Regions from separate parts of the Homo sapiens genome. Here region 2 is linked to region 1. The links are chromatin loops, found by intact Hi-C in ENCODE. Cell type or tissue: heart right ventricle. All regions are shown on one strand. Each heading gives the region's core, and the rest is flanking DNA. Links, peaks and the distances in the headings are about the cores only.

Region 1 (17,286 bases), core at 5,956-13,955:
CTTCTTTCACTGCATCTATATTTAAAGTATGTTAATAGTGTACAGTAGCTATGCAATGAAATTACCAAGCATTTAGAAAATACAAAGGAAAACAACATATTTCCATTCCCCAAACACCAGTTCAATTAGTACTATTTTAATATTCCTTGAGATCCTGTTTTCTACTTCTACATATAAAATTTTCTCCATTTATAAATATGAGTTTATATGTTTGCATATTTAAAATGTTTATTTTAATATTATTTTTTAGAGACAGGATCTTGCTCTGTCACCCACACTGGAATGCAGTGGGGTGATCATGGCTCACTACAGCCTCAACCTCGTTGTCTCAAGGGCTCCTCCCACCTCAGCCCCTTGAGTAGCTGGGACCACAAGTATATGCCATCATGCCCACCTAATTAAGATACAATTTTTAAATTTCATTCATTTATTTTATGTTTTGAGATGGAGTCTCGCTCTGTCATCCAGGCTGGAGTGCAGTGGCGCAATCTTGGCTCACTGCAAACTCTGCCTCCTGGGTTCAACCGATTCTTCTGCCTCAGCCTCCCAAGTAGCTGGGACTACAGGCACGTGCCACCACACCTGGCTAATTTTTGTATTTTTAGTAGAGACAGGGTTTCACCATGTTGGCCAGGCTGGTCTCAAACTCCTGACCTCGTGATCTGCCCGCCTCAGCCTCCCAAAGTGCTGGGATTACAGGCTTGAGCCACCGCACCTGGCCTATTTATTTATTTATTTATTTATTTATTTATTTTGGAGAGATGAGGTCTTGCTGTGTTGCCCAGACTAGTCTTAAACTCCTGGGCTCAAGTGATGCATATTTTAAAATTTTATAATCCAGCTGTTCCACCTTACTATAAAGTCTCTATTGATTTTATATTACTTTTAAAAGTAACATAAGTTCACTGAAAATTTCAAGGAAATATATACAAAATAAAAAATGGGGCCCAGCGTGGTGGCTCACGCCTGTAATCCCAGCACTTTGGGAGGCTGAGGCGGGCAGATGGAGGTCAGGAGTTTGAGACCAGGATGGTCAACATGGCGAAACCCCATCTCCACAACAAATACAAAAATTAGCTGGGTGTGGTGGTGCACACCTCTAATTCCAGCTACTCTGGAGTCTGAGGCAGGAGAATCGCTTGAATCCGGGAGGCAGAAGTTGCAGTGAGCCAAGATCTCACCATTGTACTCCAGCCTGGATGACAAAGAGTGAACACCACCTCAAAAAGAAGATGGAAGGCCCTAAACTCTATCCATCCCAGTTTCTTTTATTTATTTTTATTAACTTATTTTTTTTTTGAGATGGAGTCTCGCTCTGTCGCCCAGGCTGGACTGCAGTGGCGTGATCTCTGCTCACTCCAAGTTCCGCCTCCCGGGTTCACGCCATTCTCCTGCCTCAGCCTCCCGAGTAGCTGGGACTACAGGTGCCCACCACCACGCCCGGATAATTTTTTGTATTTTTAGTAGAGATGGGGTTTCACCATGTTAGCCAGGATGGTCTCGATCTCCTGACCTCGTGATCCGCCCGCCTCGGCCTCCCAAAGTGCTGGGATTACAGGCGTGAGCCACTGCGCCCGGCCCATCGCAGTTTCTAGAGGAAATCTTTTCTATGCATTTTCTGAAATGGGATTATATGACGGGTGCAGTTCTGTAATTTGTTCTTTGTTTCTTTTTTTACGTAAAAGAATGCCTTGGTCATCTTTCCATGTCAGTGTATACTGATCTACCTCATTCATAGTATCCCATTGAATGGATATTCCATAATTCAGTTAACTGATCTCTCATGAGACATTTAAGAGCCTTTTCTATAAAAAACAAATAGGCTGGGCGCAGTGGCTCATGCCTGTAATCCCAGCGCTTTCGGAGGCCAAGGAGGGTGGATCACCTGAGGTCGGGAGTTCAAGACCAGCCTGGCCAACATGGTGAAACCCCGTCTCTACTAAAAATACAAAATTAGCTGGACATGGTGGTGCATGCCCGTAATCCAAGCTACTCGGGAGGCTGAGGCAGGAGAATCGCTTGAACCTAGGAGGCAGAGGTTGCAGTGGGCCAAGATCACGCCATTGCACTCCAGCCTGGGCAACAGAGTGAGACTCCATCTCCAAAAAACAAGCAAACAAACAAACATACGAACAACCAACCAACCAAGTAAACCTCTGGGCTTTCTAGCTCAGGCTACTATCTGGTCCCTGCTGCCCTTCCGAGGGGCACCTCCCCCATGCCAGTGTCCTAGTGCACGTACTGTGCTCTGAAGACAGAGGACTGGGGAGGAATTCTGTCATTGCCTCCCAGACATGTGGTTTACAAAAAAAGAAAAGCCCAAAAGGAGTGACACTGATAATTCACCTCATATCCAAGGCAACTCAAAGAACAGGGAGGCCAAGCCCAGGATGTGCCTGATCGAAATGTGCTTTTAGAAATCTCCAAAGCTGTCATAATTCAAGGACTTCAGGTCTCCTGTGCAGACAAATCTTTGTTTCTCTGGTCCCTTCTCCTGCTGCCAGCTCAGGGATGGGAGACAAAATGTAAATAGAGCTATTCAGCTACAGCAACACAGGTGTTTCGTTTTGTTTTGTTTTGAGACAGAGTCTCACTCTGTTGCCCAGCCTGGAGTGCAGTGGCCTGATCTCAGCTCACCGCAAGCTCCGCCTCCCGGGTTCACGCCATTCTCCTGCCTCAGCCTCCCGAGTAGCTGGGACTACAGGCACCCGCCACCGCGCCCGGCTAATTTTTTATATTTTTAGTAGAGACGGGGTTTCACCGTGTTAGCCAGGATGGTCTCGATCTCCTGACCTCGTGATCCACCCGCCTCGGCCTCCCAAAGTGCTGGGATTACAGGCGTGAGCCACCGCGCCCGGCCTCATTTTGTTTTCAAACATCAAAGAAGCAAATGAAGTGGAAACACATTGCCAAATGAGTAAATTTTACAGAGAGCAATTTAGCAATATATCAAGAGCCTTAAATATGCTCTTGAACTTTGGACCCAGAGATGCTATCTTAGGGAAACTAGCCTCAGAAAACAATTTGTGCAGAAACATTAAGAGCCCAAGCCCTGGAGACAACTGCCAGGGTATGAATCTTGAATTCACTGTTGTCTAGCGTGTGGCTCTGGACAGGTTATCCCCCGCCGCCTGTTTCCTCATCTCTAAAGTGAGAATAATACCTGTACCTCCTCACTGGGCTGCTTTAAAGATTGAGTGAATTGACTGACACCAGCCATTTAGAAAAGAGCCTAGAAGGCTTTGTAAAAGTTAGCTATTATCACTTGTAATAGCAAACGTTGATGGGGAATTGGTAAAATAAATGACGGGATATTATGGGGCCATGAAACATCACCATGGAAAATTATTAGATATCTCTGGCCTGTAAAGATTATGGGCATTTTTAATATTTTACAAATTTTATAAACTTTTCTATCATAAGTATCAATTACTTCTATAATCAGGAATTGTTTTTAATAAAGAAGCATCTTAGGGTATATATGTACAGTCAGCTGTCCATATCTGTGGGTACCCTCATCAGTGGATTCGACCAACAGCAGATGGAAAATATTTGGGGCAAAAAATGGATGGTTGATTCTGTACCTAAAATGTACAGATTTTTTTTTCTGTTACTATTCCTTTCCAATACAGTATAACAACTATTTACATAGCATTTACATTGTTTTAGGTATTATAAGTAATCCAGAGATGATTTAAGGTACATGGAAGAGTCTATGTAAATTATACGCAAACATTACGCCATGGAACTTGAGCATCTGTGGATTTTGGTATCTGAAAGGTGTCCCGGGCCGGGCACAGTGGCTCACGCCTGCAATCCCAGCACTTTGGGAGGCCGAGGCAGGAGGATCACTTGAGGTCAGGAGTTCAAGATGAGCCTGGCCAACATGGTGAAACCCCGTCTCTACTAAAAATTAAAAAAAAAAATTAGCTGGGCGTGGTGGCGCACATCTGTAATCCCAGCTACTGGGGAGGCTGAGGCAGGAGAATCACTTGAACCTGGGAGGTGGAGGTTTCAGGGAGCTGAGATCACGCTGCAGCACTCCAGCCTGGGCGACAGAGTGATACTCCACCTCAAAAAAAAAAAAAAGAAAGGGGTCCTGGAACCCATCCCCCGTGGAGACCGAGGGACGATTGTGCTGCACCCTCCATGGTAATGCTTTTCTTCCACATCAGTGCTCCCTCAATGCAGTTTCCTGCTCTCTGGGTATCTCCAGACGTGTGGCCCTTCTCCCATCACAACTGTCCCACTCTTCACTTCCCTCCTCTCCTCCCCCTTACATGGCCTCCTCTCAGCACGGGATTCTGTGAACTCAAGCTCAACTGTAAAAAGGCATAAAGCATTATGCTTGCCACAAGAATGTACGTTTTACCAGGAAACAAAGGATGAAATTCCTAAGAGTGGCATTTTGGGCAACACCAAGACAATGGAGGAAGCTGTGGAATAAGCAGGAAGGAAAATGGCTTCCTGATGCTCCTGAAATCAAAGCCTGTTAATTCATTCGGTTGAGTTATTCATTCTGGCTCAGCTCAAAACCACTGACAGCTCAAAGTAAGAAAAACCTTATTTCCTAAGAGGTACAAAACTTGCTAAAATAAACATGAATGTTGGGAGGCCAAGGAGGGCGGATCACTTGAGGTCACGAGTTTGAGATCAGCATAACCAACATGGTGAAACCCGCCTCTCTACTAAAATACAAAAATTAGCTGGGCATAATGGCGCGCACCTATAATCCCAGATACTTTGGAAGCTGAGGCAGGAGAATCACTTGAACTCGGGAGGTGGAGGTCGCAGTGAGCTCAGATCTCGCCACTGCATTCTAGCCTGAGTGATGGAGTGAGACTCCATCTCAAAAAAACAACAACAAAAAATGAACATGAATGAAGAAGCCAAGTGAGAGGCAGGGTGGAAGAGGGTTGGAGAAAGAGCTAGTTCACCCAGGAGAGTTTTATTATTTGTAATATCAGATAGGGTTTAAATGAGCCTTTAGGGTGTCAAAAAGGAGTCTCGGGGGAATATGCCAATTCCTTAGTGAGGGCAAGAAAAACAACAATGACCTCTAAGAACTAGACATGCCTGGCTTGCTGCCCGCTACGGGTAGAAGGAGGAAAAGGATGAACGCCCTTTTGAGTTCAGAGGGCACTGTCCTGGGAAAAGGAAATGATTAGAATTTACATCTGAGCCCAGGTTTGTAACAAAGAAATTGCTTCATAATTTAAAAATTATTCATCCCTGCTTATGCTGTGGCCTCATCCCAGGAAGTAGCAAGTCAACTGTATCCAATGAGGGATTAAAGATAATAAATAAAAGAGTAGCAATTAATTGTGCATCCTGATTTAAGAGGCTGGGTTGCCTGAGTCATGCTTGTGTGGCTTATCAAATTTAGCTCTATTACGACTGTCTTGTATTTCAACTGATGTCTGTGCTCACATCTGAAGGCACTTGTACCACAAGGCGCTTTCAAATAGAAAAGAATTTAAACATATAGATTGTTATAGGATTCTATCATTCTTACAGCACGAGCCAAAAGTGTTGGAAATGGCAGTTTAATGAGTCATGCAAAGCGGCTCAGTATTCAAAGTCAGTGATTCAATTACGTTTCCCCCTCCAAAGGCCATTGGCGGCAGAGCGATAAAGTTGTTTTTGAAATGCCTTGGTTCTGACTTGCCTTTTTGTAATTCTTGCCCGTTTTCTTGCACTTTAAAAAGCAAAGGCATCCCAGTGGCCCAAACCCCAGGTCACCTGATAATCAGAATCATTATCAGAGCCAAACAAGAAAAATAAATGCATCGTAACGGTGAGGGGATTGGCAAGAGGGGACTTTAAATGCAGTGCCCACAATGAATCCACCCCTTCCTGTACACTTCTTGCCAGAGCAGAACTGGGAGGTGAGTGTGGGAAAGGGCTCTTGCTGAAATGTGGGGACAAATGTGCTCCTCTCTGGCCCTGTCAGCGTCCTTGGCCCAAGACCTTTGAAGGTGCCCTCGACAGCCCCAACAGGTAAAGATTTCTCTGCTTGAATGCCAAATCGCATTTTAACAGTGCACTAATTCTTTCATTTGCTGCCCTACATGTTTTTATCCTCAGGCCATAATTTTACCTGCCAACTCAGGTAAATAGCCTTTAATAGGACAAAGGCTTTAAAAGGTTATACTGTACTGGATTTTGTGCTGAGACTGTGTACTTTCACTGCTGAGTCCTCAGAAGAGAGATTTTGTCATCTAAACCAAGTGTGAGTCGCCCCAAAAGGCCCCCTTCTTGTAGCGCTTTGGGAAGGGAAGGGTGGCTCTATCGCCCATCAGACGGCTTGGCCACTGCTCCTTCAGAAAATGCTTTCCTCCCCTTGGTGTGAGTGAGCCGGGAGGCTGGAGACTGTCCCCACTGTGTCCACTCGTCATCTTCCTCCATAACATCACTGCACACTGTTATGCATGAATATTAGACCTGATGGGCTGGAGACAGCTAAAGGAAATCACAACTTAGAAGAGAAGAATTTAAAATTGAACAGGAACGTGACTTTTCCCCTATACAAAGGTATAGCTCTCAAAAAAGAAAAGGAACAAAATGTAAAATAACTGCCATGTATTATACCACCTAGAAATCAAAGAAAAACATGAAAACCTGCGCAAAATACAAAGAATTTATCAAGATGCTTACATTCAGTTCCTAGCTCCTCCCTCCAACAGCATTAATATGGGGTAGCATAATTTGTCGATAACACACCATAGTTGGGCAAAGCCAGACCATTCAGAGTCTCCAGAAACCACATGGGCTTTAATTTGAATTTTGTGAAATCTTTGTAATTTGTAGTTTGGCAATTTGTGGCACTCAAGCCCACAGCCACAAATTGGCTTCAGATGAATATCACCTATTGATGGGCTTTATTTCTTCTATATTTTCCAAGACACAGTCACATATTTTTGGACTCTCTAATTCATTAGCTATCTAGCAGGCACAGATATTATATTAGCTTGCTAGGGTTTCGTACAAACTGGGTGGCTTACACAACAGAAACTTGCTGTCTCACAGTTCCAGAGGCTAGAAGTCCAAGATGAAGGTGTCAGCAGGGTTGGTTCCTTGTGAGATGTAAGGAAAGGATCTATTCCGGGCCACTCTCCTGGGTTCTGATGTCTGCTGGCACTCTTTGCTGTTCCTTGGCTTGCAGAAGCATCACCCTCATCTTTGCTTTCATCTTCATGTGTTCTCCCTGTGCGCATGTCTGTGTCCAAACTATTTCCTTATTTTGCTTTGTTGTTGTTGTTTTTGATTTTTGTTTTTGCTTTTTTGAGACGGAGCCTCGCTCTGTCACCAAGGCTGGAAGTGCAGTGGTGTGATCTCGGCTCACTGCAATCTCCACCTCCCAGGTTCAAGAGATTCTTATGCCTCAACCTCCTGAGTAGCTGGGACTACAGGCAACCGCCACCACGCCTGGCTATTTTTTTTGTATTTTTAGTAGAGATGGGGTTTCACCAGGTTGGCCAGGCTGGTCTTGAACTCCTGACCTCAGATGATCTGCCTGCCTCAGCCTCCCAAAGTGCTGGAATTACAGGCGTGAGCCACTGTGCCTGGCCTACATATTGCCACTCAGGGATATTTGTTAAGAGGACATGCTTTTCACGGGGAAAATGGTTAAGTAAATTATTATCCACTTGATGGAATTGTATGTATTGATTTTAAATGATGGCTTTGAGCTCTATGTAATGACATGGAGAAAGTGTATTAATAATGTCAAAGAGAAAAAGGCAGAAGGATAAATGTGTTCTTACAAACTCATATACAATGATTAACAGTTATAATAAAGTCCCACACCTTTGTCCAGGCCTGCATGATTCAGCCCTCTGTCCAGCTCTCTGACCACATCTCCTCCCTCTCTCCTGGTCTCTTGCTGTGCTCCAGCTACTCAGGACCTCTTTTGGTGCCTCATACACACCCAGCTTGTTTGCACCCTGGGATCTCTGCACAGCTCTTCCCTCTGCCTGGAATGCCCTTCTCCCTCTCTTCACATGCTACATCCTTCCTAGCAATTCAAGTCAAGTGTGGCTCAACATCATGCCCTCATGAGGCTTTCCCTGAAAGCCCGATCTAAAGAAGAGAACACAAGCCTCCTTATCACCTTGTTCAATTTTCTTCTCCGGTGAATGTGAAATTATCCTTATTTCAGCTTATTCATTCATTTTCTTGTTTACTTTATGACAACAGGAGCTTTGCCAATTGTTTGCTATTAGATCCCCATATCCCAGAATAACATTTGGTCAGTTACTATCTGTTCCATGAATAAATGAAAATATGTGGCCGGGTGCGGTGGCTTACGCCTGTAATCCCAGCACTTTGGGAGGCCGAGGCAAGTGGATCACTTGAGGTCAGGAGTTGGAGACCAGCCTGCCAACATGGTGAAACCCTGTCTCTACTAAAACACAAAAAATTAGCCGGGCATGGTGGCAGGCACCTGTAATCCCAGCTACTCGGGAGGCTGAGGCAGGAGAATTGCTTGAACCTGGGAGGCAGAGGTTGCAGTGAGCCAAGATCACGCCACTGCACTCCAGCCTGGGCAACAAATCGAGACAAAATCTCAAAACAAACAAAAAAAAAAAAAAGAAGAAAAGAAAAAGAAAATATGCAAAGGAAAAGAAAGGCAATAGCTGCTCCAAATAAGACATGTTTTAGACAAATGCTCATGTGTATGGGCAAAACACTCAAGGACTGTATTTGTGACTAACTGTATAACAGGTAATTTTAGTTTCTGCTCTGTGGAAAGTGAAGAGCATTCCAACAAAGGGTTTTAATGTAGTTTTTTTTTTTTTTTGCACCCATGCTGTTGATTGCTAAATGTAATACTCTGATGATGATGCTGAATAAATGTCTTTTTGAAAAATGTGCTGTGTAAAGTTAGTCTATTCTGAAGCCATCTTGGTAAATTTCCCCAACAGTGTGAAGTTAGAATTCCTTCAGGGTGATGACAGGTTCTATTCGGAATTTATTTACAACGCGCTTGGGTGGAGATGCCATTGTCTTCAGAAATCTTGGTGTAGTGGATCTGATAGTTACTGTTGTGACCTGAAGTTCACCATTAAAAGGGATCAAGCAAAATCATGTGGTTATAAAAATGGTTGTTAGCACATCCTATGCAATGTATCTAAATTGAATAATGCTACCAGATAAAATTATAGATTGGAATGAAGCTTGTATCATCTATTATCATGTGTAATCAATAAGTGATTTAATTTTCTTAAAAAAAGAAAAAGGAAGGCAATACCTCAAATCGCTAGCATTTTCTACAAAGATACCTGAGTTAAGATTGTTTTTTTCTCTTTCTTAATATTTTTATATGCTTTCTATAATATTATTTCCCTCCCTCCCTTCCTTTTTCTTTTTTTTTTTTTTTTGACAGCATCTCACTCTGTTGCCTAGGCTGGAGTGCAGTGGGGTGATCTTGGCTCGCTGCAACATCCGCCTCCTGGGCTCAATCTGTTCTCCTACCTCAGCCTCCCAAGTAGCTGGGATTACAAGTGTAAGCCACCATGACAAGCTTGGGAGTATTTTAATTTTTAATCTACTTTCTAGAAAACAATATAACGAAAATTGGGTTTAGATGGTTCACCTCAACGTGAATCAGTCTTTCTTTAAATATGGTACTATGGTCTGAATGTCCTGCAAAATTCATGTGTTCAAACTTAATCACCAATATGATGTATTAAGAGGTGGCCTTAGGCCGGGCACGGTGGCTCACACTTGTAATCCCAGCACTTTGGGAGGCCAAGGCCGGCGGATTATCTGAGGACAGGAGTTCGAGACCAGCCTGGCTAACATGGTGAAACCCCATTTCTACTAAACATACAAAAAAATTAGCCAGGCATGGTGGCACATGCCTGTAATCCCAGCTACTCGGGAGGCTGAGGCTGGAGAATCACTTGAACCTGGGAGGCAGAGGTTGCAGTGAGCCGAGATTGCCCCATTGCACTCTGGCTTGAGGAACAAGAGTGAAACTCCATCACAAAAAAAAAAAAAAAAAGAGGTGAAGAGGTGGCCTTAGCACCTCGGGCATAGTGGCTCATGGCTGTAAATTACCCAGTCTGTGATATTTCGTTACAGCAGCACACATGGACTAAGACAATGGGCTCATACTTGCAAAGCAGTCAACCTTCTTTCTGGAGAGGTGCTTAGTTATTATATCAATTGTAAATAGTTTGCTTTGATCTAAAGGCAAATCTAATTGCATTAAATAAAGATCATATAAAACTGCTAACAACAGTGTTGGTGAAATGGGCAGCTTAAGGAAGGGAAGAAGAAAAAAAGAAATTCACCAAATCCAAAACAAAAAAAAACCCAAAAACCAAAACAAAAAAACGACAAATGGAACTCCAAATGAATGGGGTATTTATGCCACCTACTGGATTCTTGTTGCACTGCTTAGTTGTGCCCTAATTTCCAGGGTTCTTTCTTGTCCTCTGACAATCCACAAATCTACCAGTCTTTTTAATACCCAACTGGACTTCCTTCCTTCCTTAAAGTTCCAGAACTGTTAATTGATGTGTACTGGGCACATCTGCAAATCAACTCATTCTGCAAGTCCTTGCTCAAGGCTCCTCCTCTGCAAAACCCTACCTGACCCACTGAGGTGCAGGATCAACCCCTCCTTCGGCCAAGTCTTTCTCCTCAGTTGCCAGCTCACCTAACCTTGTGTCGTGAGGGCTGGTGTGTCTGTCTCCCGCTTAGCGTGTAAGTACCTAAGGGCACATTGCTTCTTCCTACCTGCTTTGTACCTGGAGTGTCATAAGGATGGTGTTAATTCAGTCAGACCTTGTTCAAGTGCTACAATTAATTCTATCCTCACAATCCTATGAGTAGAGATTATCATGCCTGTTTCACAGATAAGGAAACCAAGGCACAGAAGGGTTAAGGAACTTCACCAAAGTCACCAAGGTAGAAATGGCAGGGCAGTCTTCAGGCCAGGCAGTCCAGCTCCCTGTGTCCTTCGTTGCTATGCTCCCAGCCACTTGATGAAAACTGAGGTATCCTCTGTGTTTCATTTATGAAACTGGCCCTGTGTTCACCTGTCACAGACGGCCACCATCCTAGGCTGTAGCGCTGCCCTCCAGGTCCCCTGTGCCCTCTTCTCCACTCTGCTCTGTGTCCCAAAATCTGGCCTCTATGGACTGCATCAACAGGCCCCTTGTCCTCTAGCTTTAGTTTGCGTGTGGTCATAAAAGGTACCCTTAAAAGTAGGAGGGTAGGACAAGGGCAAGGAAGGAGTCTTTCTTTCCCTGGTTTTCTCCCTGCTGGGTGACCAGAGGTTGGCTGCAGGTCTCTGCTGAAGCCAAGGCCTCTGCCAGATGGCATTCTCCAAAGCTTCAGCCCCTTTCTTGGGTTCCTAGGACTATTCCTTGTCCCTTCAGGTGTCGGATGGTGGTGGCTCCCTTTGTTGCCATCCCCAGGGAGGCCTGTTGCTATCCCATGTTGGTTTCCCTTAACCTTCCTCAAACTTCTGTAAATTATCTCTTTATTAAATTCTCCTCCATTCCCCACCTAAGGGTACCACCCTCCTCCTGTCAGTAGCCTAACTCACATAGCCTCCAAATACTTTACCCACCTGCTGAAATTCCTCCCCCCTGCTCAAATCCCACCACTCAGTTTTTGGGAGTTACAGATATCCTTTGCTGAAAGGCAAATGCTAGGAATCCCAAGCCAATAATAACTATTTATCAGATTGCTTTCCAACCCTGATTCAGGAGGAATAAGTTTTATACTGGGTAATAGGAACAAGGGAGCAGGCCAGGAGTGGAAGAGAAGGGGAATGAGAGGTGAGATGGCCCCAAGGACAAAATTCGCATAGATACTAAGAACACTTCCAGAGGATGCTATCCTCTGCAGTGGCTGCAGCCTGGGAGCTGTGTGGGGAACAGAGATGAGTACGATTCACAGCTCTGCTACTTAAAAGTTGACAGCTGTTAACTTCTCAGAGCCTCTCTTAATTTATAAAAGGTGAACAACAGTAGTATATGCTTCATAGGGTTGTTCTGAGGATTAAACAAATAATGCAGGCAAAATGCTTACTGCAGTGACCATCCAAGCCAACATGGTGAAACCCTGTCTCTACTAAAAATACAAAAAAATTAGCTGGGCGTGGGCGTGGTGGCTTGTGCCTGTCGTCCCAGCTACTAGGGAGTCTGAGACAGAAGAATCGCTTGAACCGGGGAGCAGAGGTTGCAGTGAGCTGAGATTGTGCCACTGCACTCCAGCCTGGTGACAGAGAGATTCCGTCTCAAAAACAAACAAACAAACAAAATAACCATCACAATGACCATTTAGTTCCCATTTAGTACAATCCTTTACAGGTTATAAGATAATGCTGCTCTGCAACGTGTGTGTGTGTGTGTGTGTGTGTGTGTGTGTGGTGTGTGTGTGTGGTGTGTGTGGTGTGTGTGGTGTGTGTGTGTGGTGTGTGTGGTGTGTGTGTGTGGTGTGTGTGTGTGGTGTGTGTGGTGTGTGTGTGTGGTGTGTGGTGTGTGTGTGTCTGGTGTGTGTGGTGTGTGTGGTGTGTGTGTGTGGTGTGTGTGTGTGGTGTGTGTGGTGTGTGTGTGTGGTGTGTGCGGTGTGTGGTGTGTGTGTGTGTGGTGTGTGCGGTGTGTGGTGTATGTGTGGTGTGTGTGTGTGTGTGTGGTGTGTGGTGTGTGTGGTGTGTGTGTGGTGTGTGGTGTGTGTGTGTGGTGTGTGTGTGGTGTGTGTGTGGTGTGTGTGTGGTGTGTGTGTGGTATGTGTGTGGTGTGTGGTGTGTGTGTGTGTGTGTTTTCTTTGTTTCTCCTTTAGGCCATGAATTCTCAGAAGCTAAAACTGGTTCTTGGGGGGCCAAGAAATCCTAGATATTACAATGGTGTGTAGCCCTCCAAAGTCAAATTCCACCTGACAAATTCTTCTTCTTTAATATTTCTCTCACTAGGGAGAAATTAAATTATATATATGTTATAATTTCCTATTATGGAACTTAATTTGTTTAACTTTAATTAGTCTAAATTTATTAAATTACCATAAATTTTCTCCTTAGAAAGTGTGTTATAGACCGAATGTTTGTATTCCCTCAAAATCCATATATTGAAATCCTAATCCTGGCCGGGGATGGTGGCTCACGCCTGTAATCCCAGCACTTTGGGAGGCCGAGGCAGGCGGATCACGAGGTCAGGAGTTCGAGACCAGCCTGACCAACATGATGAAACCCCGTCTCTACTAAAAATACAAAAGGTAGCCAGGCGTGGTGGTGCAAGCCTGTAATCCCAGCTACTCTGGAGGCTGAGGCAGGAGAATCGCTTAAACCTGGGAGGCGGAGGTTGCAGTGAGTCGAGTTCGCGCCACTGCACTCCAGCCTGGGCGACAGAGCAAGACTCCGTCTCAAAAAAAAAAAAAAAAAAAAAAAGAGACCCCAGAGAGCTCTCATTGTCTTCCTACCAGGTGAGGATAAAGAAGTCACCGGTCTGCAACCCAGAAGAGGTCTCTCACCTGAATCTCACTGTGCTAGACCCTCATATTGGATTTACAGTCTCCAAAATTGTAAGAAAATAAATGTCTATTGTTTAAACTATTCAATCTATGGCATTTTGTTACAGCAGCCTGAGCTAAGACAGAGTAAAAATTAATAATATCAAAAAACGTGAGAAACACTGCTTTAGGCCCTTTTGCAGAACATATTAGAACTATCTCTAGCAATAAAAGGAAAGGTGTCTCACGCCTGTAATCCCAGAACTTTGGGAGGCTGAGGCAGGAGGATTCCTTGAGCCTAGGAGTTTGAGATCAGCCTAGGCATGTAGTGAGACCACGCCTCTACAAAAAAATTTTTTTAATTAGCTGGGTATGGTGGTGTGCACTTGTAGCTGCAGCTATTCAGGAGGCTTAGATGGGAGGATCACTTGAGCCTAGGAAGTCGAGGCTGCAGTGAGCCACAGTTGCAGCACTGCACTCCAGCCTGGTCAACAGAGCAAGACCCTGTCTCTCAAAAATAAATAAATACACGCATAAAAATAAAGGGAAAGGTACGGCGCAGTGTTTTCATTGACTAGGTAGGTTTTTCAACTCTGTTTGCTGTTTCACCTTTAATTTTATGAATGATGAGAGGAGTTAGTGTTCGATTTAGCCAATCTTTAAAAAAATTGTGGCCATTAAATTGTAGTAACTCAATATTAAAAGTAATTTCCATAGAAATTTGTTTTGTTGTCAATAGCTGTAGCACTAACACTGCATTACTCAATTTCTGACAGCAAAACCAGCACACTCCACCCACAAGAACCTTATTACAGCTCTGATGAAACCAGTTATATTTATGATGATGACCTGCAGTTAAATCTACCGCTAGGACCTCTTCCTCCTGAGCCTCTGTCCTATTCAAAATGCCATTTATTTATTTCGAGAGACTGCTAGTCATTTCTGTTGGGCATCCAATAAGCTGCCAGGCTGCTGTCTAAAAGAAAACCACTTGTTTCTGGGGGCCTTTCAAAGTTTCCCTTTAAACACAAGCTACTTAAACAACCAGAGCACAACCTCCAGCTCCATGACTCTTTTTTTTTTTTTTCTTTCTTAGACAGAGTCTTGCACTGTTGCTGAGGCTGGAGTGCAGTGGAGTGATCTCAGCTCACTGCAACCTCCACTTCCCAGGTTCAAGCAATTCTCCGGCCTCAGTCTCCTAAGCAGAAGTAGCTGGGACTACAGGTGCACACCACCACACCCGGCTAGTTTTTGTATTTTATTAGAGACTGGATTTCACCATGTTGGCCAGGCTGGTTTCCAACTCCTGGCCTCAAGTGATCTGCCCGACTGAGCCTCTCAAAGTGCTGGAATCACAGGCATGAGGCACTGCGCCCAGCCTTATGACTCTTTAAAATATATGACCTGGGCAGGTAGCCAGGCACCTCAGAGCCTTGCTAACTTCATCCTGAAAGTGGAGATGATGATGCCCGGCTGCCCAGCTCAAGGAAAACAATCAGTGAGCCGCCACATGCCACCGCATGGCAGGTAATATTATAATGAATCAAAAGCTTCAGTATTTTCTGCATAAGTTTATGACTAATGAGAAACTGCACACAGGCTGTTCCTTCCACTGTTTGTTCTTCTGCATGCTATTGGCCTGACTAACCCGGCCCATCCTTCTGATCTCTGCATAGAGCTGCTTCCTCTGAGAAGCCTTTCTTGATGCTCCTTGATTTCCCTTCCCTACCAACCCCAGGTTATAGTCTTTCACCACGCTCTTTAATGGACTTGCATTCCTAACACGCTTCATAATCTGTACGTATACATCTCTTTCTGTGATTATCTGTAAAATGGAATGGAAGTACCACAGAGCCAGGCCCTCATTCCATGTTCCCAGCTATAGCCCTGTGTCCAGCACACGGCTTGGCACTCAGTGGGTGTTCAACAAATATTTTTACTAAGAGTTAGTAAACATGTCTGCCCCTTCTAAATCTCACCACCCACACATTTGAAGAGAAAATATGGAGTTTCTTTTCTCTTCCTAATTTTTCGAAAAGGACCCTTTTTTTTAAAAAAAAAAAAAAAAGAAAGAAAGAAAATCGAGGAAAGCAAGCTTAACCTCTGTTCACACATTGCCACATTTTCTTATCAAACTTCCAGAGACTTTATAAATGGAAAAGTGATACTCAAGAAACTGCCCTCCATATAATAATTTGCAAAAGTTGGGACTGGGTTCCCAGAAGCCCCTCCCTTTAATGAAATCACAGTGACCTGCTGCCTGACAATCTTGTCCCTTTCCCTAACCTACCAAGGACCTGCCTGGGCCTGACTTTTGAATCTCGTCCTTATCTTTCATTTCTTCCCTATTTTCCACTAAAGCTCCCCTGTCTTAGATGTGTCGTATCGGTTAAGGGAAGGAATCTGGCGTCAGTGCAAAATGAAAATATGATAAGCAAATATATTTTCATGGAATAATATGTTATCCCTTGGGAACAGCATGGATATTCATTCAATCATTATTTAGGATTAAGCAATCAATCTGTATACAATACAATGTTGGGTATTGAAGAAAATGTAAAGACATAAAAATGTGGTTTTTGGCAGATTTCCATTTCCAACAAAACAGCAAGGTAGATACTTTGAACCACTCCCCAAAACAAAAGACCTATACATTATGAATAAAATATCGTAAATATCCTATAAATACATGGTTGATCTCACAAGAAATGAAGGAAATCCCCAGAGGTCAAACACAAAGAAGCAGCTAAAAAACTGAAGGTAAGAGAATGGACACTTTGGATACCCTAGTGTGGGTTGCACCTGTTTTAGTGATGAAGGGACTTGGGTTTTAAGGGCCTCACAGGGCCAGGAGACAAGGCCTTTGGCTTCTCCTAAAAATGAGTTCGAATTGATAACCAACACAAAGCTGGGGCTTTCAAAGGGATACATCCTGAATGAAAGAGTGGACTAGAAAATCACACCCATTGGCCAAGAAGGATGATGAGGGACCTTGTCTGCCTAGGCCTTGGCTTTGGATGCATGGGACAAGATATGGGGAAGACATCTTCCATGAGACTTTGTAACCACAAACCTATCTTCACAGAGTTTTAGGGCTGGAACTACCTGTGAGGGCTGAGATATTAATGTCAAGAAGTGGTTATGGGCTGTTAACACCCTCAGGAGTAGCTGGCAGAAGCAAATGCAAAATTTTTCTGGAGGACCATCCCCTCAACCTAGATTTCCTTTCTCACAAATAAAGCTTCACAGACCATGAGCCCAGAAGCCCACATTTTAAAATGCATGCAAAAAGAAAACTTGATTCCAACCATCTTAGAGTTGGATAATCATTCAGAATCAATCAGAAAGAGTAGGCCTAGATTCACATTCAATGAAACGTTATGGGCCTGGCGTGGTGGCTCACACCTGTAATCTTAGCACTTTGGGAAGCCAAGGCGAGTGGATCACTTGAGGTCAGGAGTTCAACACCAGCCTGGTCAACATGGTAAAACCCCATCTCTACTAAAAATACAAAAATTAGCTGGGCATGGTGGCACATGCCTGCAATCCCAGAAACAAGGGAGCCTGAGGCTAAGCCACAAGAATCGCTTGAACCCAGGAGGCGAAGGTTGCAGTGAGCTGAGATTGTGCCACTGCACTCCAGCCTGGGCGACAGAGTGAGATTCTATCTCAAAAAAAAAAAAAAAAGAAAGAAAGAAAGAAAGAAAAGGAACGTTATGTTAAGATGAATTTTTCACCAAGGATTTTGCACTACTAACGCTTCATCCCAAAACATATAACTATCAAAGGTAGAAATTGTAGGTACCCTAGAGAGCTACG
Region 2 (8,000 bases), core at 1-8,000, 410 kb before region 1:
GTGTTGGTGAATAATAATAGCCTTTGTTTCACAGCCTAATTTTTGTGGTTCTTATTTAGCATTTCCATGAGGAGCTTGCCCTTCAGATGGTGGTCAGCACCGGAATGGTGAGAGAAACAGTCTTCAAGTATGCCTGGTTCTTCTTTGAGCTTCTGGTGAGATTCTTGCGCGTTTGTATCTGTGCTCAATAGGCCAAGAGAAGCACACAGCAGAAAGGAATTGACATTTTGTTCACTGAGTTGCCCCTGCTGAAAACCTGGGGTGGTTTCTTGAAATCTAATAATCTCTCACCCCTCCCATCCTTCTTCCACTAAATTGTGTTGCTTCTACCATGAAAATCTATCGCCGTCCTGTGAGTTCTCATCACCTTCACCACTCTCCACCTGGCCACACACCATCATCTCTCATGTGCCTCTCGCAGTGACATCCTCTTTTTCCTGCCTGTATCCATTTTTGCTCTTGGCCCACCCATTCTGCACATGGCAGCCAATACTAAACAGAGAATGTCACGCTCCTTTTAAAAACCGATCGATGATTTTCACTGCACTGAGAAGAAAGCACAAATTTTTATCATGACCTAAAAAGCCCTTGTATGATTCTGTTGTTTTCCTCCCTCTCTAACCTCATCTCACGCCACATTCCCCCATCATTCAGCCACATGGTCCTCTTTTGGTGCTTTGAAGATGCCAAGGCCATTTTGGCCTCACAGCCTTTTCCAGATTCTCTTCCTGCTCCCTAACTTTCACCTCCGCACCCCCAACACACACAGTTTCTATTCTTCTCTGTAGATTTCAGCTTCAGTGGAACCATCCCCAAGAGGCCTTTTCTGACCACCTAATACTGTAATATATCTTCCTCTATTATCCTCCTTCTGAGCACCCTATTTATTTCTTTCCTAGTGGTTATCACAATTTCTAATTGTTTTTTCTGTCTCAGCGGTTAGATTTTCAGGATTTGGGTCTCTCTTGTGTATTATCCCATCTCTAGCCTCAGCACACTGCTTGGTACCATGCAAGGCCCAATTAATATCTGTTGGAAAACAGAATGAAATTTGTATATCTGTTTATCCTAAAACTTCTACCATTACTCGAGCAGAAAAGCAAAAGGTATAGCCATAATACCTTAATTTTAAAATAAGGGGAATAATAGTGATAACTATTTTTTTGTTTAATTATTAATGGAAGCAAAAGGATTTTCCCATAGAGGCACTAAAAATAAACATTTTCTCAATGTTGATAAACAGAGATGCATAATGAGATGATGTTGAATGAAAGAGGTCTAAAGACATAGACACCAACTATATAAAAATATATATGCAAACAGTTCAGAGGATTTGGAGTAGGTTGAGATTTAGTGATAATGTTAGCTTTATATTCATTGGGTTCTTTCCCCTGTCCCATTAAGTGAATCTTTTTTTTTTTTTTTTTTTTTTTAAAGAGAGTCTAGGCTGGGTGTGGTGGCTCACACTTGTAATCCTAGCACTTTGGGAGGCTGAGGCAGGCAGGTCACTTGAAGTCAAGAGTTCGAGACCAGCCTGGCCAACGTGACAAAACCCATCCCTACTAAAAATACAAAAATTAGCCGGGTGTGGTGGCGGGTGCCTGTAATCCCATCTACTCAGGAGGCTGAGGCAGGAGAATTGCTTGAACCTGGGAGGCAGAGGCAGCAGTGAGCTGAGATTGCGCCATTGCACTGCAGCCTGGGCAAAAAGAGCAAAACTCCATCTAAAAAAAAAAAAAAAAGAGAGAGGGACTAAAGAGATGGGAGGGGTTCCACCTAAGCTCTAGTTTTTGTATGTAAGTTGAAGCCCAAGAAAAAGGGAGAAATGCTGAACAATAGGACACAGAGAACAAAGGGCAAAGGAAACAAATGAACCATCCACTGGGGAGGAAATAGGAAGCAATGTGGAATAGAGTTCAGAAGAAGTCAGGTTCATGCCACAGAAACACACCCAGGATTCAAATCCCATGAAGTTTTGCAAAGTCCCAACCTCTGTTTTGAGAAGGGTCCCAAAGCATGGTCCCAAATCCTTGCCACAGAACCACCTGGAGGTGCTTAGTAAAAATAAAGCAGAGATTCTTTCTCAAAGCACTAAAATTAGGAGGCTGGAGGCCAGCATTGTGCATTTACCTGTCTTCTCAGGTGACTTCTAAGCCTGTTAATGATCCACTGGTCTACACCACCTCTGTTCTGTGAATCCTATACAGAGCTACAGGTCTTTTGGAATTTGTACTCAGACAACACCAGAATTTTTTTTTCATTCCAAAAGCCGAGCTAATTAAGGTGGTGGCTGCAGCTCACAAGTCTTGGGGCAAGAGCATTAACAATGAGACATGAGCTCCATGCTCTGGCAGGAAAGGGACTGGGCCATAAGACCCATTCCCCTCTTGTTTCTTGAGGCATGAGAAGTATCAAAACCGTCACCCCATGCCCTTTATATCCTGCTTCTATTTACACATCCCACCCACCATCATGTCTCTCCATAAAGAAGATTCACTCAGCCTAGCTCTGCAAAAATGAAAAAATTACCTGGGTGTGGTAACATGTGCTTGTAGTCTCAGTTACTCAGCAGGCTGAGGCAGGAGCGTCACTGGAGCCTAGGAGTTCAAGGCTGCAGTGAGCCTTGATCATGCCATTGCACTCCAGCCTGGGCAACAGATTGAGACCCTGTCTCAAAAAAAAAAAAAAAAAAAAAAAAAAAAAGAAGAAGAAGAAGAAGATTCACTTGAGTCATAATCCAGCTATGGATAATTCATACAAATAATTCATTCCCAATGCGGAATTCAGCATTGCTTATTCTGAGTGGTTCCATGTGGCATCTTAGAGCTCTCTTTCCAAAGGAAGTTTGCATTCTCTGCAGGTGTAATGATGTCTCTGTTCTTCACAGAATCCCAATAATAGTTGGCATACCAATAGTTGGCATACCAATGGGAGAAAGAATAATCACATCAAAACTACTGAGCATCTTACTATATATGTGCCAGGCAGTGTTTTAAGCATTTTAAAGCATCATCTAATGTAATCATTATGCAATCTTGAGGCAGGAGGAACTTTTATTATCCCAAATTTACAGATGGGGTTGGAGGAAGGGTGGTGGCCATAAAGAGAGTCTCCAAGTCAGCCAAATGCTTCAGCAGTACCACTTCACTGCCCCTAACTGCTTTTGGCCTTGCACATTTATTTACTAGGGCTTCGTTGGCCCAGGAGAGAAAGCATAAGCTAAAGCACATGGCCCATCTTACCTCTAGGAAGTCCCTTATGGTAAACAGATGAAGTTTTTTGGGAAGAAAGCCCCTGCTGATCTAAGCATATTGCAGGGGTTTGTCAACATGCAGATCACCCAAGACACCAGTTCTACCAGCAGCCTAAAACCTAAGTCTGTCAGGTTCTGGCAGGACAGAGTTTCCGTTGCCCAAAAGGGTTAACTGAAAAGCATTGATCAAAAGGACTCTGCTCAGCATGTATGGGAGGTTCAGGGGCCAATGAGGATTGGTGAGAGCCCCCAGGGTACAGCAGCTGGCAGAAGCCTTTCTCTATGCTAGCTCTAAAGAATCAAGAGTATAGCAGAGTAACTGGGGCCTAGAAAAATCTGGAGGCAGATGAGACAATCTTAGAAAAGGAGCCTGGGGCCTTAGAAAAATGTTGCCACTACCAGGACCTCACTGCAGCAGGGATGAGGGCAGTGGAAGTGAGTAACTACCTGGGCCTCTCTGTTCTCCCACGTAATGATCCCCTTGTTTGTGCTCCTGTTGGCCAACTCCAACTGGAAGCCAAAGGTTAAGGGGGCCTGAGTGATGTGGTCCCTCGAGACCCCCTTCCCAGCATTCAGAGACAGACAGAGAAGGACAAGAAATCCATCAGGGAGCTGGGGTAGGGGCAAATGGAAACTATCATCCCCCAGCCAGAACTTTGCAAGGAAATTGATCTCAGACTCAGACAAGGTGCCCAATTCTTCATACATTGTTTATGCATTTGCCTGACCAATGCCCAGGAAGTTATTTGAAAACCAAAACAGTTTTGTTTTGTTTTTTTCCAAGAAGCTTGAGAAAGACAACAGCTTCCTTGGCCTTAGCCAACAACCTGGGCAATTTAACACCCTCTAGTTGTGTCAGTGCCCAAGCGCTAATGAACAACCACTTTGGCATTAGAGCTGTTAAACACAATGCTTGGGCGACTTTCACACTTGCTAATGAATAAAATCCCTGTGCTTCTAGAAACTGCTGAGCCAGACCTTGGAGAAATAGAGATAAATGGGTGACCTAGTTTACTCACTCAGGACATGAAGTTCCACATTAAGGGGTTCTTTAGAGGTACCCTTACTTTAAATGGGCCACAAAGGCCCATATAGGGGGAAAGATTTCTGTGCCTCGCCCCACTCAACAGGGCCAGGCCTCCACTAGTGTTTCTACTGGATGTTCTTCTCTGGAGATCTGGAGGACACAGTAGCTGGCAAGCTGCTGACAGTCTGGAAAGAGGCCATTGGTTGGAAGTATGGTATTGTGAGAATTATGTATTTGGTTGTAGGATGGCCAAACTCAGCAGACAGGAGCCAAATACAGCAGTGAGTTCTGAAAGCCTTAGTGCTGGGATGGTTAGCCTGCCCAGAATCAGGATTGGCATTGCCCAAAACAAAGAGGCCTTATCTTCTTAAGTCCTTTGTTAGGAGCATAGTGAGAGAGAGGCTTTTTTCGGACAAAAATGGGTCCAGTTCCCACCCTTCATTCGGGTCTTCTCACCAGGTGCATGCGGCCTTGTGGGATATGAAGCCATCTCTGTGTCCCAAACCAAAGAGGATGCCGCCATGAGGAGAAACCATGGTTTCTCTACTGAGCTTTAGGGTTTGATGTCCTTAGGTCTTCCCTGAGCTGGCCATGGCGTTGTCTGAAAACATGAAACACATAAAGCCTGTGTCTCTGGTTTTTTCTTATTTTGCCTTCCCTTTGTTTTTTCTGTTTGTTTCCATGCTAACAAAAATTGCCAGTGCTGCATGCATCCTTAGAAACTGAATTCTGCTGTTAGTGTATTAACGTTCTCTCATGTAGCTCCTGGGAGTGGAAGTCCCCTCTTCTTCCAGTCTCAACACAGAGGGCAAATGTGGGTGGTTCAACTTCCAGTGCCATTAGTAGTAGTAGTAGTAGTAGTAGTAGTAGTAGTATTGCAGTGGCTGTCTGACTAATCTAGACGCATACATGAAAACGTTTTCAGAGTGTAGGGACCCAACCACAAGACCTTCTAGTCTTCCCCATGTTCCTAATAGTGTAAGCAACTTCCAACAAGGATAAGACTCACCCTCAGATGGTGACAAGGGGGCCCATATTGACCTGTGAATCTCCTGGCCCCAAGAAGATGTCCAAAAAATAAGCATGATCTTGATTTAAAATTGTGGTAGGCATTGAGATAGTATTATTCTAGTCATAATGCAGACAGTCACCAATTGACACAAGGATATCTATATATAGATACGATATGTATATGTATGTATATCCATATAGATATATCTGTATATAAATATCTTTCTGTCAGTTGACGAATTGTTTGCATTATATATGTAACCACAGTATACACCAGTTTGTGTCAATTGGTGACTTGTATTGACACAAAGATATCTATATAGAGATACTAGATATAGATAGATAATCTGTATATAGATATTTTTGTGTCATTTGGTGACTGTCTGCATTATGTAACTAAAAATTAGACTTATGGAACTCAAAATTTCCCCTAGAGGTAATGTTTTCCCTGGAGGCAATGTTCTAAATAGTGGTTCTGTTTCCAGCTGGCCAACATTTCCTGCTCAATATATAATATAGCTAAAATTTATAGGAGCAGAAGATAACTGCTGGAAACTATAGAACTGTTTCTGGAAAAACTGTGCTCCCTCGAGAAACACTGAAACTCAAGATAGGAGGAACATTTCTCCCACGTTCTCCTTACTGTAGTTTCAGGAACAGAAAAGACTTTAGTTCGCATCAAGAACCTTGTGATAAACTGTTCCTTTCTGAGTCATGTGTTCTGTCCTATGATAGAGGACACCTAGCTGGTTACAGGAGCCCAGCTCAGGTCTGCCTTCCAGGATGTAGGCAGTTGAGAACACTGTAGCTAAAGAATTAAGCTCCTGGCTTTGTCAGCAGCAAGAAGGGAGCCTCTGACTTGGGGTCAAAAAGAGGACACCCTTCCCACCTCCCGCCACCATGGTAACCATTGGTGTGTCTGCAGCATTTTAGTCCAGAGCTTGCTCGGGCACCACCAGCACAGATAAAGTGTCAGAAAATCCATTGTTAGAGAGCATTTCTGTGAGTCTTTCCCCCTTTTCTGCATTGTACAAGCAGGTCACCAATCTCCATGTTGACATTTCCTCCATCCCCCTCCGCAGGTGAAAAGCATGGCCCAGCACGTACATAACATGGACAAACGGGACAGTTTTCGGAGGACTCGTTTTTCTGACCGTTTCATGGATGACATAACTACTATTGTTAATGTGGTCACCTCGGAAATTGCAGCCCTTTTAGTAAAACCACAGAAGGTAACTGTATTTTACTCTTTATTTTCTAAATTGTTTACCTGGAACATATATTACTTTCATAATCAGAGAAAAATAAGCATCATTTTAAAACAATAATTAAAATATAACTGTAATGACAGTTAAACGCAGTATGTTATACTGGACTGGACCCTGATGTGGGGCTGGAAAATTGTTATAAACAAATTACACACATGAGGCCAGGGGTTCGAGACCTGCCTGGCCAACATGGTGACATGGTGAGACCCTGTCTCTACTAAAAATATAAAAATTAGCTGAGCATGGTTGTGCATATCTGTAATCCCAGCAACTGGGAGGCAGAAGCAAGAGAACTGCTTGAACCTGGGAGACAGAGGTTGCAGTGAGCCGAGATGGTGCCACAGCACTCCAGCCTGGGTGACAGAGTGAGACTCTGTCTCAAAAAAAAAAAAAAAAAGAAATTGCAATATGGACTGTGGTTTAAATGATCATATCAGGCTGGGTGCAGTGGCTCACACCTGTAATCCCAGCACTTTGGGAGGCAAGGGTGGTCAGATCACTTGAGGTCAGGCATTCGAGACCAGCCTGGCCAACATGTTGAAACCCCGTCTCTACTAAAAATATGGAAAATTAGCCGGGTGTAGTGGCACGTACCTGTAATCCCAGCTTCTCGGGAGGCTGAGGTGGAAGAATCGCTTGAGCCCAGGAGGCGGAGGTTGCAGTGAGCCGAGATGGTACCACAGCACTCCAGCCTGGGTGACAGAGTGAGACTCCATCTAAAAGAAAAATGTAGATATGAAAGATAATATTTTTGCTCTTAGGAAATACACCTTGAAGTGTTATGGGGTAAATGGGCATGATATTTGCAACCCATTCTCAAATGGTTCAGAAAAAAATGTTTTTATGTTCATAGAATGATAAAACAAATGTAGCAAAATGTCAAGTATTGATAAGCTTCGTTAAAGGGTATACAGTAGTTCTTTGTACTATTCTTGCACCTTTTCTGTAAGTTTAAAATTGTTTCAGAATAAAAGCTAAAACATATATAAAATGGAATAAATCAAATGTTTAAAAGGCAGCTACAAAAATCTTAGGAAGCAATGTTTATTATTAATCGCTTTGTCGTTATTGAGAATGTGCATAGTACCAAGTGCTCAGGAGATTTTCATTCGGTTATTCCTCATGGCAAACTTTGTTGGAACAGCATGGTATCTCCACATTGGCAGGTGTGAGAATAAGGCACAGTGAGGTTGATAAATTTTCCAAAAGTCACACACAGCCAGCAGTAAAGCCAAGACTGGAGATTTTAGACCCAGATACTGAGTCACGTAAGGCACCCAGGAGGAGTGGCCATGTGGAGAATGCGGAGAGAGTTCGAGGACCTCTCAGCGGCACGGTAGCAACCTCTTTATCAGGTCCCCATCCATCCCAGTGACTTGACTGGTCAGCATGGCCTGAATTTGCAAATTGCATGTTAACAAAAGCAAAATAGTTTCAAACC

The links. A loop is a pair of places that touch in the nucleus more often than their neighbours do. Peaks named below come from ENCODE experiments on the same cell type or tissue, not always from the same donor. Only the 100,000 strongest peaks of a DNase experiment are listed, where the experiment ranks them.
Region 2: it touches region 1 in a loop (3.0-fold over the local background); 59 of 110 quality-filtered maps call a loop at or near these places.

What each region holds. Positions count from the first base shown.
Region 1 is chr9:796,366-813,651 of GRCh38, forward strand. It overlaps LOC105375949 (a long non-coding RNA gene), which reads right to left. Exons shown (of 2, transcript XR_929411.1): 2 at 8,871-9,054. Among named protein-coding and RNA genes, the nearest start is that of DMRT1, 37 kb to the right of the region's middle. In heart right ventricle, for the core only: a CTCF peak has its summit at 10,390 (motif pointing left); no DNase peak of the experiment used is centred there; H3K27me3 peaks cover 366 bases.
Region 2 is chr9:390,412-398,411 of GRCh38, forward strand. It overlaps DOCK8 (dedicator of cytokinesis 8), which reads left to right. Exons shown (of 48, transcript NM_203447.4): 24 at 60-155; 25 at 6,374-6,523. Among named protein-coding and RNA genes, the nearest start is that of DOCK8-AS2, 76 kb to the right of the region's middle. In heart right ventricle, for the core only: no CTCF peak of the experiment used is centred there; a DNase peak (open chromatin) is centred at 4,457.